Linked DNA regions of Homo sapiens: region 1 is linked to region 2. Evidence: chromatin contacts called from ENCODE Hi-C data. All regions are on one chromosome and are shown on one strand. Each heading gives the region's core, a stretch centred on a gene start or an enhancer-like site at or near the end of the contact. The rest is flanking DNA. Distances are from core to core; before and after follow the strand shown.

Region 1 (6,702 bases), core at 888-3,387, 420 kb after region 2:
GACTCTTGTTAACTCCCAAGCTCTAGAATGTTCTCATGCCTAGGCCCCATATCCTCTAGTATTCTAGAGGTATAGGACTGGATTATATGTGATATCAAGTCTTGCTTTTTTCACTCAAAGATATCTCTTCTAGTCTGGAGAGGTTAAAAAGAGGAAGTAACTTTTTAACAAGGATAACTGGGAGTTTTCCAACTGAATCCACAGAGCTTTTTAGAGGCTGGGTCTTAGACACAAACTTGCTCCCACCTACCATGGATAAGATCTTCAGAGGGGAAGACACTCATGGAAATAATTATGTCAAAAGATTGTCTTTAAATCTTGACCTAAAAGTATTATTGCATTTCCTGGATAACGTAGGGAAGGCAAAAATTTACTTACAAGGTGGTAGGATCTCCTCCATTAGATTGTAAGTGCCACAGGGAAGGGATTTGTAGTGATATTGTCAGTACCTAGGCAAGTGCTAACACTTAGTGAGCTCTCAGTGTAGAATCTGTTTCAGTGTGTGCACTAGGGTTTAATAGTTGTGACCAAATTTTTAAAAACTAAAAAAAAATGGAATTAATTTGTGGGGGTATTTGTGTCACAGAATGTAGTTTTTTTAGCCTGTGGTTAATATTTAAATCTACAATCCAATGCTATCAAAAGAAGGAGTCCTGTGATGGAATCCCAGCTATACTATTACGCCTAGTGTGATCTTGGAAAACTCAGCTTCTGCTTTGAAAAATGAGGAAAACATTTTCTATGAGCTCTGAAATTCTGTTTCTATACCTAGTATATAACAGGTTCTCAATATTTGTTGAATAAGTGATTCTATATTGCACTCAAGATTCCCTATTTAATTAGTAAAAAGTCTGAAAGATATTGCTCAAAAGCCTTTATCAAGTTAGCAAAATTTCTGAAAACTATTTCTTGGTAAACATTTTCAAACTTAGCAGTTTTAATCAAATATTTAATGAAATGAAAAACTTTATTTTTGTATATCTGATCACATAAGCAGCAAGTCTCCCCAATTCCTCAAGCACTTTAAATAATTTTGCCATATATCACTGATCAACTTTTAATGACTCAGCCTAAGAAATAAAAAATCAAGTATGAAACCAAATTATTGTACTTTGTACATTTGATTAGAAACCACATAAATTGAACCATACTAAATTGCTGATATTCAACGGTTTTTGACCTCCAAAAATGGCAATTTTTACATGGCTCACACTAAATATATTTAGCAATAAATAATGTGTTTTAAGAAATATTACAATAGGGCTTCTAAAGCCTCCCAATTCTCTCTTTTACTCTTATCATCTCCTGTCTGTTAGGGGTGTGGCAGGTATTTTTGGAAAATTTCACAATCTTATATCTCTCCTACATAACACAGGCAACTTGTAGTTTTAAAAGAGTATAAATTAGTAGTTTTGTTTTGGTAACTATCCTAAGGGGCTAGTAAGAATAATCAAACATTTTATTGAGAGAATATACTGTTAAGTTCCTTAATGTTCCTCAATTGTTTAAGTCAGTGGTTCACAACCTTTAAAGTTCATGACAATCAACAGAGAACTCGTTTCTGGGCCCTATCCCCAGAGATTCTGATTCCGTTTAGGTCGGGGTGGGACCCACGAATTTGACTTCCTAACACATTCACAAATTATGCTGATGCTGTGGGTACTAAAACCACTTTTAAGAACCACTGACCTGGGTATAGAAGAAACTATTTGTAACCAGGCTTTTTCTTCTTTTGGTCCTTAGGTAAATAAAACTCAAGTTGATGAGGTATGATTTTACCTTAAATCAAAACCATTTTTGGTAAAGTACTACCTTAGCTCTATTGTAAGGTAAGTGTAAATTAGATTTGCTTTGACTTAGTTGCTACAGACCACAATTATAGGACAACTAACTGAGGAATTTATTCACTTGTCCCTTCTTTTGAACCTCACTGTGCTCTGGCTTGCCAGGAGGTGCAAGTGTCGTCCCCGCTTTGTACTTGGCGCTCCAGGCCTGGGTCACTTCACTTGAGTTATCAGAGGCAACCGTCTAGTTTGACAAACTACCGGAGGCTCCTGATAGAGAAGGGCGTGGGCGCCAATCTAGGAGACAAAGCCTGAGCCGCTGCGGTGAGCCAACCCAAACCCATCCGCGGGTCTTCTTTCCAGAGACATTTTCGGAGCCGAGGGCGCCTCTGCGAGAGCGCTGCGAACAGGTTCCGACGCGCCGGAGATCGCGCGACGAATCTGCGCCTCGAACCCTCGCTTTCCAGCAGTCGCCGGATTGCTGCTCCACAGGGAGCCAACGCGCTTGAGGACCAGCCCAGCCGGGGCTCTCTGGATCAGTAGGCTGTGCAGGCTGCGAGCTCGTTGACGCATCTCAGCCCACTCCCTTGTCCTCCCGCCTGGCGAAGATGTCCGCCAAGCCTGAAGTCAGCTTAGTGCGCGAGGCTTCTCGGCAGATCGTGGCCGGTGGTTCTGCAGGTAAGGACAGCCCGCCCTGCCCCGCCGGAGGCTAGTCGCTTTCCCCACCGCGTGTCCTGAAACCGTTGCCCAGACAGGTCTCCTTACTGAAGTTCTGCCCTCTTCCTCAAAATTCAGCGCTCCCGGAGCAGTGCTTGAGCCCCTAGAGGCGCGAGAGCAGAGGAGGCCGGGAGTTGATTGCGAGTAGTGGGTGCCCCAAGTAAAGTTGCCTCGGCGTCCGCGCCGGCCGCTCTCGGGTTCCCGGCATTGTCCGTTCCTAGCCTGTAAAGCAAGTGGCAGAGCCCCAAGGGCAGCGACTTTGAGGCGGTCTTTTTGCCTTGCTACCTATTTTACTTGAAAATGATCCAGTTCGGTCTGACTTAGTTTTATCAATTGTAGAGTCTTTCTTCAAGCTCGCTCAGGTCTTACATAAATCCTGCATTCCTCATCAAAGTACTTACAGGACTCCACAGGACTTCTTATTGCATACTGTGCTTGCTTGGGGATATTCGTGCCTTAAATAAGGATATTAAAATTAAATGCATATGTAACACACATAAACACCTTTGATATAATGGGCTCACGTTAATTTATAGAGTTATGCTGTGGGGAAAAAATAAACCTTTAGAAAAAAATGTTGTAATTAATCTTAGAAATACTTTTAAATGTAGCTGGAGAAAGTTACTAACCACGACATGTGTTATGTGCAAGTATTTTAAAGCTATTTTAAAATATAAATTATGATTTGGTTTAAAATTTTATCTTACAGTCATGCATTTTTATTATAAATATATAATTAAAATAATTGCCATAATTGGCTCATAACCAGAAAACATTTTATAAATCTAGCCATTCTTTCAATAAATTATAGTAACTCTAATAAATCCTGTTAAGGCAATGACTAGAAAATGTTTAATGTTTAACTTCGACTAGTAAAAGTTTCTGTATTTTCAAACAAATTTGGACTTTTTGTAAGGGATTACTGCAAATTATGACTGGTTATCATTATGTCATGATCTACTTGCATCTCAGGAGTAACGTAAGCAGCCACGTGTCACTTACAATCTGTACACTTTCTTAAAGATGGTATTTCATCAATATCACATTAGAGCCATTCATTGCTTACAGGAAATTGTAAAATCTTTCCCCTCCCCTCCCCACCCCTCCCCTCCCCTCCCCTCCCCTCCCCCCTTTTTCTTTTCGATGGAGTCTCTCTCTGTTGCCCAGACTGGAAGGCACCGGAGCTGGATTGCCATGGCGCGATCTCGGCTCGCTGCTCCAACTCCCGGGTTCAAGCAATCCTCCCATCTCAGCCTCCTGAGTAGCTGGAATTACCGATGCGCATCACCATGCCGGCTATTTTTTTTTTTAATTTTTTTTGTAGAGACGGGCTTTCGCCATGTTGCCCAGGCTGGTCTCAACCTCCCGGGCTCAAGTGATCCTCTCACTGCAGCTTCCAGAGTAGCTGGGACTACAGGAGCCCACCACCATGCCCGGCTAGTTTTTTGGGGAGGTGGGGGAAGGGGATTTTTTTTTTTGTAGAGTCAGGGTTTCACCATGTTGTCCAGGCTGGTCTCCAACGCCTGGGTTCAAGCAATCTGACCCCCTTGACCTCCCAAAGTGGTGGGACTACAGGCGTGAGCCACCACCCGTTATTATAATTGCAGTGGCCCCACTGCTTGCTCTTTCAGTTTTCCAATTGTGATGATGAATTTGCACCAATTTATTTACCATTTTTGGTCAAATTCCGCAATGCCTAAGGTTCTGTCTTCTGTACCTGACTCGTTGATTTGTAGTCTATGACCCTGATGAAAGAAAACTCAGCTAGTCCAAAGAGAAAGTGAGGCCAATTGATTAACATCCTAAGCTAAGACTGATGACTCATAAGCACCTGTATGCTAATTTATATGATCATACTATGTATTAGGCACAGCTAAACTCAAAGAATGTTAAAAGTAGATCATACTCGGCCAGGCACGGTGTCTTACGCCTGTAATCCCAGGACTTTGTGAGGCGGAGGCAGGCGGATCACCAGGTCAAGAGATCGAGACCATCCTCCCCAACATGGTGAAACCCCGTTTCTACTAAAAATACAAAAATCAGCTGGGCTTGGTGGTGTCCGGCTACAGTCCCAGCTACTTGGGAGGCTGAGGCAGGAGAATCGCTTGAACCCAGGAGGCGGAGGTTGCAGTGAGCCGAGATCGTGCCACTGCACTCCAACCTGGCGACAGAGCGAGACTCGGTCTCAAAAAAAAAAAGTAGATCAAACTCTGATCCTACTTATGCTGTTTTGTTGAGTGATAAGTATTTGGCATAAATATGTGTGATTCCATCATATATTCTTATAAATGTAACTAATATAAATGCAAATTAGGATATTTATAAGATAAAAAATAGCATAGTTGATTTATATAGTTAATACTATGGAGTTATTAATAAATGATTAGAGTAACTTATACTTTCATAATAGTAAAAAAGAATTATATTTTCTTTTACTTGGCCAAAAACATTTTCATAAAACTTTATCTTTATTGCACTGTAGTACATGTGGGCTAATCATATTATATATACTTGGTCAAGGGCCAGATAGAAATCAATACACAAGAGAGGAAGAATTTTAATAAAAACAAAATAGATTTGAATCTCTGGCACTGGAGTTCTAATCACTGGTATTGTCCATGAATACAACACTTCTGTGTGTGTGTGTGTGTGTGTGTGTGTTATGACCTTTTGTTTGTAAAGGCCAAAGATACATTCTGGCTTTCTTAGGTGAAAAAGAAAAGAAACTGGGAGGTTTATTGGAGAGATACCAGGGTATCTCGTGGAATTCAAGGTCTGGGATGCATTCCTGGAACAAACTGGAATAAGGGGCTGGAGTGCTGAGGATAACTCAGGAAGTGAAGTCTCTCCATCTCTTCTCTTTTAGTAGTCAAGTGTTCCTAAGGCAGCAGGGAGGCAGGTAATAATAGGGCCACAAGTATTACTACTACACCTTTCGGGATGGCTTGCAAGACTTCCACAGACACTCGCCTAGTAAGGAGTAAGCAGGCCCAAATGCAGTCAGATAGTTTATTAGTTATACAGACAGCAAAAGCAAGACATCATGGTGCCAGCTCCCTGTGCCCATAGCACCACAGTCAGCACTGAACAGAAGAGACCAGAGGATAGGTGGGATGAGTGGGTCACTCTGCTGTTAAGGATCTACCTCTAAACCACAGCCACGTAGTTTTATAGACTTAATGTTGAGATCTGCAGCTGTAACCTACATGGGGGTAAGGTGGAAAGTCTTGCGTTCAACTGAAACTAGGGAGAGGGATGAGAAGCGGCCGTGTGGCAGTCTTCCACAAGATAGCAGCTCCTCCCCAGGCTGCTTATCTACCCTTTCACTTGGAGAAATCACAGGGCATTCTGCCAAGACTCAGGCCAGATTATGGTCTAACCTTGCCTGCTTGGTCTATGTGAAGATATAAGGTTGTCAGAGTGCCACACTGTGAAGCTATTTCCTTGTGTTCCCCTGGTGTCCTCCTCAGTCCTCTTTCTCACAGTTGACTGCTGGGTTTTTTGTTGTTGTTGTTCTTTAGTCTGTGTATCAGAATGTGATCCCCAAGACTTCTTTTTCCTGGAGAGAGTGAGAGACTAACTTGCTTTTTTTTTCGGTTCTAGTCCAAAATCCTGGGGAAAGACTAAAAATAACCCAGCATTAGTAGGGGCCCACCTCTGTACCAATCAACTGTAGCTAATCCCTATGCAGATTGGTGGGGCGGGTGAGGTGGGGAACCTCAGGGGAGATTATTTTCCAGAGAAACTAGATACACCATGAAATGGGCAATAGGTATTTTCTATAACGATATAGGTCTGTCTTTTATAAGAAGATGGTTTGTAATATTTTCATTTAAAATACTGAAGAGATTGATGCACTGACAGTAGCCTGGACAATACATTACACATCAGAAGAAACTGATGCGTACATCTGAAGATTGGTCTTTACATATAAATTTAAAGATTCAGGTGAGAGAATCACAGAAGCCAATAATGAGAGAGTCAGAGAAACCAATGATGAGAGCTTCAGGAAGATCAACAAAGACCAGCATTGCAGAGGGGTTAAAGATGAGAATGAGAAGAGGTTACTGGATCAGACCCTTGGTACTCAAAATATGGTCTATGGATGAGCTGCAGGAAGGAGTATGGTAGCATCTGGAAGTTTGTTGAAAATGTGGGATCCCAGGCCTCACCTACTGTAACTGCCCCAGCAGGTTCACCT
Region 2 (6,675 bases), core at 1,323-3,822:
ATGCGTGCGGAGTTCAATCCAGTATCGCCTGGCGGTGCTCCCCGGAGGCGCCTGCGGGAAAATTCAGCTTTCCCTCTCCACGACAGGAGGCGCTGTTTTCGTGGAAATCCCCCGGCTGCGAACCTGGGATCCCTGACCTGGATCAAGTCTCCGAAGCTGGCAGAGTCCATTCTGCATCACCGGTCTTGGGCTTTGAAGAAGCCTAGGAGAAATTCCGCTTCGGCCATCACGCTATGAAAAGTGGATTTTTTTTTCTTAAGTCAATTTTTTTTTTTTGAAAATATGAGACTTAGTAGGTTTGGGAAGTGGGCTAAAAGAACATTTGATATTGTAATTGACCCCCCCTTTAAGGTGACAGTGTTTTTCCCCTACTTAAAGCGCCAACTTTTTTGTGCACTATAAAAGCTATTACTATCCATAAATTGTTACTCTCGGTAGAAAATAACCTAGTCTTGCTCGGTGTTATTGAAGAGCCAAGAGGGTATTGGAGAATCACCTCCAGAAGGAACAAGGAAGCTCATTAGCACTGAAAGTCCCCCGGATCAGGCCCAGGAAGCTAAGCATCCGTATACTTTACAAATGGAACTAAAGTCAGCTACTAATGGGAACTTTGCACAAAAGAATTAGTTTCTGACACACAATTCGCAGATACATTTACACAAACTGATGGGACAACTTGCAGTCACAGGAGCAGGCTGCATTAGGGAGGGTTCCTGCCCTACTGAGTTCCAGGTGGATTTAATTTCACTCATTCCTTTCCTTATGATGTGACGTTTCTACCCCCCCACCCTTTTTGTAAAAAAAAAAAAAAAAAATGTAATCCAATGCTTTTATCTTTTTTTATTTCCTTAACTGCACATCTTCACCCTCTCTGCTCCCCTGCTGACTTAAGAGATTTGTTTGGTTCAGGGATTTAAAGTGATTCTCTTGCCAGATTTCAAGTAAAAGAGATTTAAAAGAACAAAGCACAGGGAAAAAGGTATCTGTTTGGAAGACAAGTTAAAACACATTTCTTAAAATGAGATTAATAACATTTTAAAAACTTTGCAAAACAAGAAGATTTTGCGGATTCTTAATTACTTTAGATTTTATTTTATTGTTACTTAAGGAAACCTAGTGGTTCTACAGGCAGTACAACAAACACATGGTCACAGACACTCAGAAACACACACAGTCACACATGCTCAGAAATATACAAACGGTCACACACTCAAAACACACGCACCATCTCCCAATCTATCACCAACTAATTGCCTATCACCCGGTCACTTCAGTTGTTCTCTCTCCCAGGACAAGTGGGCAACCACCACCCAGGGCCTCATGAGAGTAAAGAGACTTTGCGTTGGGAAGACTCTCCCACCGACGTCCAGGACCGATTAGGAACCAAGCGAGCCCCTGAGATCTCAGCCCGGACCCTCCGGGTCACAGACAGGACCAAGCGCCGCTGCGGGCAGTCTCGGGCTTCTGCCTGGCATCTCTTTCGCAGTGCAGATGCGTTCCCGCGCCCAGGCCCTTGCTCTCCCAGCTAACGCGCGTGTTATGGGAGATGTCCCCTCCCCCTGACCTTTTCCTATCAGAAACCAGACGGTCGTCTCCAGCTCACTCCCTGAAGCGGCTGAAGGGGGGCGGGAGGAGGAGCCCGGCAGGGGGAGGACGGCCCGACTTGGGTCCGCCTGCCCTATCACACAGACATCTGCTCTCAGTTTCTTCCTCTTTGTGGTCGCTACAGATGACAAGGGGAGAGGAGCGGACCGAGGCGGAACAAAAAAAAAAAGTTATGTCATAAAGATATAAACCGGTGCTGTGACTCACCTGCTCTTAGCCGCAGGTACGAGTTTCGTGGCAGCGCCTCCGCTCTGCTAGCCCGGGGCCCGGGTCGGCCTAACGTCACTTGGCTCGGCTGACTCAGATGACCCGGTTTCTAGTGACGAAGCAAAAGTGGGGCTTTTTCCCTTTTCTAGTCTGAAGCTCTCAGGAGGAAAGAAAAAAAAAAGTCTGTATTCTCCAGTCTCCCGGGGTTGAACTTTGGGTCAGGAATCAGGAGGGAGGAAGCAAAGAGCAGGAGGGGCGCGAGACTGGGCCGCAGCCCGCGCTCGGAAGGTGGCGTGTACCTCTGGGGAGGGACCCCGGGGTCAGTTATCCCACAAGGTCTCTAAGCCCAGTCTCCGACGCCACCGCCCCCGGCCTTCTCCGGCTGCGAGGTTCCGATCCAGAGCCCTAGCCCGCCCGCCCGCCTGGCCCCGCCTATTTTTTCTTTTTCCAAAGGGGGTTACACCCCCTCCCTCCCCATTTCCCTCTTTCCCTAGCCTCCGGGCCTAAACCAATTACACTGCTTTGCAAACAAAGTGAGGGCCCCGCTTGGGGGAGGGGTCGCGGGGGAGGGGTCGCGCGCAGCGGTGAAGCGGCGGGGCGGGAGGCGCGGCGGCCGGACTGGCGGGCGGCCGCCTTGCAGGTGCACCTCGGGCTTTGTAGGTGCGAGCGTCTTTGTGCGGCGGACAAATGGGGAGAGGACGAGGAGGTGGGCACTCAAGCGACGTAAGATCCACATCAGCTCAACTGCACTTGCCTCGCAGAGGCAGCCCGCTCACTTCCCGCGGAGGCGCTCCCCGGCGCCGCGCTCCGCGGCAGCCGCCTGCCCCCGGCGCTGCCCCCGCCCGCCGCGCCGCCGCCGCCGCCGCGCACGCCGCGCCCCGCAGCTCTGGGCTTCCTCTTCGCCCGGGTGGCGTTGGGCCCGCGCGGGCGCTCGGGTGACTGCAGCTGCTCAGCTCCCCTCCCCCGCCCCGCGCCGCGCGGCCGCCCGTCGCTTCGCACAGGGCTGGATGGTTGTATTGGGCAGGGTGGCTCCAGGATGTTAGGAACTGTGAAGATGGAAGGGCATGAAACCAGCGACTGGAACAGCTACTACGCAGACACGCAGGAGGTGAGAGGCAAGGCGAGGCGGGCGGCCGGTGGGGCGCCGCTGGAGCCCGTGCCGGGGGAGGCCGGGGAGCGGTGGGCGCCAGGCAAGGCAGGCAGGCGGGCCGGGGGCGCCTTCTCGGTGCCACCGCTGCCCGCCCGCCGGTGTGGCCCCGGCCGGGCCTTGGCCGGGCCTGGAAGCGGGACCTGCTGCCCTGCTCTGTCCCGACTCTCGCAGCCGGAGAGGGAGTTTTAGGAAACTCCGGGCTTTGAAAACAGCGGCTCTAGGAAGCGCTTGCCTCTTCCCAGCAGCGAGCGGGAGCAGGAGCCGGGCCCGGGGTGCAGCGGGCGGGCGAGCGCCGGTGCGAGTTGGAAGCAACTCTGAGAAAGCCGGAGCATACCCACAAGGCGACCTCTTCGTCCCACCGTTTAATTCGCAGACGTCTTCTGATTAAAGCGCTCTGCCGCCAAGTTGGGTGTCTCAATAATGAAACGATTTCTAAATTTTGTAAAACTTGTTCTTCAAAAGCCCTATTTGGGGAGAAGTGTGCTCCTTCTCTAAAACCGCTGGGTGGCGCTAGTGCGACCAAAATCTTCTTCACAACTCTGGGCCGAGAACCTGTTTCTCTTCATTGTCCCCTTGGTGGCACGTTCATGGGGGTTATTTTTACAATGTGCACAAAAGGATTACAGGGAAAACCAGTTACAGGGAGGACTACCACCTATTAAAAGTATTTTTCTGGAAACAGCTGGCGATTACCCTCCAAAAGTTTAATTACCATTATTGAAAACGCGTATTGGAACTGCCTTGGATAATCTTGGGAAGAGGGAAAGAAAATAAAGCCCCAAGGTAAAAAATACTTTTAAGACGTGGACAGAAAAATATAGGATCACGTAATATTTTGATGGTAACTGACTTATTTAGATTTATGTATTCACAAGTTTACCTCTGAGTTTATTTGCATACCATAGTTTACTGGGTGTTCCTATTTAAATCTATTTGTTCTCATATTTTCAAATTGAGTCATACTTGCTGATTAAAATAAACTTAAGGACATCATTATTCCTTATTAAATTACCAGAGGAGTGCTTTTTAATATGCCTAGGTTTTGTATGTTTAAAATACTGTACCTAATGCATTCCCACATCGCTATTGATAAGGATTTTCGCTTGTTGATGATTTTAAAAGGAGCTCAGAGGTCTTCCAGAGATTTAATTCTGACGCAGTCATCTCGACCCCACCATTCAATTAAGACCCCTAGCGAAAGTACTTTCTTACATGTTAAAGCTGAGAATTAGGAAATACAATAGCATTAAGAGAAAATAAGTAGAATTTGATTTTCGAATTTTAAATTATTCAAGACTACTCACGGAATCTCAAAGCCAGGCGTTGAAATCATCGGCAGCAACATCAGCATGTGAAAAAAAAAAAAGATTTATTTTGACAAACTGTGTCACCAAATTTTTCAAACAGGGGACTGTAAAGTGGTGACAAAATTAATGCGAGTTTCTAAATAGCTTGCAAAGGTGTACATGTAAAGTCATGTTAAAATAAAATGCATATAGCACTTTGAGATTATTATAGCACCCCCTCCCAGCCCTTTCTGTTATGGATCTACTTTTAGTTTTATTTTTCCAAAACTTATTTAACTCTGAGTTTGCTTCCCTTTTAACATTACAGTTGCTACAAGCAGGTAGAAAACACTACTTCTAAATACAATAAACAACAAAAAGTCACCATAGGCAAAAACCCCTAGGACAATAAAGCCACTTGTTGGGAAACAGATGATTCAGGGGGTCCCATGTCCATAGGTGATTTGCTCTATCAACGATTTCCCCCCAAAGGGCGCTTTGCCGAGGCTGGTTGGGGTGGAGACTTGGGATACCGCCTGGCGTGGATGGAGGAGGCGATGAGGGGGCCCTGGAAGCCAGCCCCTGAGCCTGGCGTGTAAGGCGATTACACATCTTCCTGGGGTCATATTTTCTGTGAGCGTTTATCTTTCATGCCTGCCGCGCTAGGATTTTCCCCCTGCCGTGCAAGACATCTTTGCTCGGTCTGGGGAGGGCGCTTAGCCATTTGCCCCGGGTGGGGGCGTCCCGTGTTCTGCAAAGTGCTCTGCACTTGCCCCCGGGTTAGGTCCCGGACGGCCGCCCTCCAGTGCCCACCACTAACCCCGCCCTCCGGGGCTTCTTCACTCGCTGTCTCCACTCCAGGCCTACTCCTCCGTCCCGGTCAGCAACATGAACTCAGGCCTGGGCTCCATGAACTCCATGAACACCTACATGACCATGAACACCATGACTACGAGCGGCAACATGACCCCGGCGTCCTTCAACATGTCCTATGCCAACCCGGGCCTAGGGGCCGGCCTGAGTCCCGGCGCAGTAGCCGGCATGCCGGGGGGCTCGGCGGGCGCCATGAACAGCATGACTGCGGCCGGCGTGACGGCCATGGGTACGGCGCTGAGCCCGAGCGGCATGGGCGCCATGGGTGCGCAGCAGGCGGCCTCCATGAATGGCCTGGGCCCCTACGCGGCCGCCATGAACCCGTGCATGAGCCCCATGGCGTACGCGCCGTCCAACCTGGGCCGCAGCCGCGCGGGCGGCGGCGGCGACGCCAAGACGTTCAAGCGCAGCTACCCGCACGCCAAGCCGCCCTACTCGTACATCTCGCTCATCACCATGGCCATCCAGCAGGCGCCCAGCAAGATGCTCACGCTGAGCGAGATCTACCAGTGGATCATGGACCTCTTCCCCTATTACCGGCAGAACCAGCAGCGCTGGCAGAACTCCATCCGCCACTCGCTGTCCTTCAATGACTGCTTCGTCAAGGTGGCACGCTCCCCGGACAAGCCGGGCAAGGGCTCCTACTGGACGCTGCACCCGGACTCCGGCAACATGTTCGAGAACGGCTGCTACTTGCGCCGCCAGAAGCGCTTCAAGTGCGAGAAGCAGCCGGGGGCCGGCGGCGGGGGCGGGAGCGGAAGCGGGGGCAGCGGCGCCAAGGGCGGCCCTGAGAGCCGCAAGGACCCCTCTGGCGCCTCTAACCCCAGCGCCGACTCGCCCCTCCATCGGGGTGTGCACGGGAAGACCGGCCAGCTAGAGGGCGCGCCGGCCCCCGGGCCCGCCGCCAGCCCCCAGACTCTGGACCACAGTGGGGCGACGGCGACAGGGGGCGCCTCGGAGTTGAAGACTCCAGCCTCCTCAACTGCGCCCCCCATAAGCTCCGGGCCCGGGGCGCTGGCCTCTGTGCCCGCCTCTCACCCGGCACACGGCTTGGCACCCCACGAGTCCCAGCTGCACCTGAAAGGGGACCCCCACTACTCCTTCAACCACCCGTTCTCCATCAACAACCTCATGTCCTCCTCGGAGCAGCAGCATAAGCTGGACTTCAAGGCATACGAACAGGCACTGCAATACTCGCCTTACGGCTCTACGTTGCCCGCCAGCCTGCCTCTAGGCAGCGCCTCGGTGACCACCAGGAGCCCCATCGAGCCCTCAGCCCTGGAGCCGGCGTACTACCAAGGTGTGTATTCCAGACCCGTCCTAAACACTTCCTAGCTCCCGGGACTGGGGGGTTTGTCTGGCATAGCCATGCTGGTAGCAAGAGAGAAAAAATCAACAGCAAACAAAACCACACAAACCAAACCGTCAACAGCATAATAAAATCCCAACAACTATTTTTATTTCATTTTTCATGCACAACCTTTCCCCCAGTGCAAAAGACTGTTACTTTATTATTGTATTCAAAATTCATTGTGTATATTACTACAAAGACAA

The links. A loop is a pair of places that touch in the nucleus more often than their neighbours do. Pooled maps may share reads with other maps.
Region 1: a loop to region 2 is called in a pooled map, with 2.6 times the contacts of the local background. The contact joins the promoter of SLC25A21 here to the promoter of FOXA1 in region 2. A Hi-C loop is called at or near these places in 1 of 168 maps with a recorded cell type or tissue (PC-3) and 1 of 50 pooled maps.

Annotation. Positions count from the first base shown.
Region 1 is chr14:37,168,041-37,174,742 of GRCh38, reverse strand. It overlaps SLC25A21 (solute carrier family 25 member 21), which reads left to right and starts at 2,137. Exons shown (of 10, transcript NM_030631.4): 1 at 2,137-2,462. The coding sequence starts at 2,393. It overlaps SLC25A21-AS1 (SLC25A21 antisense RNA 1), which reads right to left and starts at 2,717. Exons shown (of 1, transcript NR_033240.1): 1 at 949-2,717. RefSeq lists enhancers at 1,864-2,442, 2,443-3,022, 6,496-6,702.
Region 2 is chr14:37,591,146-37,597,820 of GRCh38, reverse strand. FOXA1 (forkhead box A1) reads left to right here and starts at 2,572. Exons shown (of 2, transcript NM_004496.5): 1 at 2,572-2,920; 2 at 5,110-6,675. The coding sequence starts at 2,849. The coding sequence ends at 6,456. TTC6 (tetratricopeptide repeat domain 6) reads right to left here and starts at 2,192. Exons shown (of 33, transcript NM_001310135.5): 1 at 1,813-2,192. RefSeq lists enhancers at 1,064-2,263, 1,777-2,636, 6,069-6,618.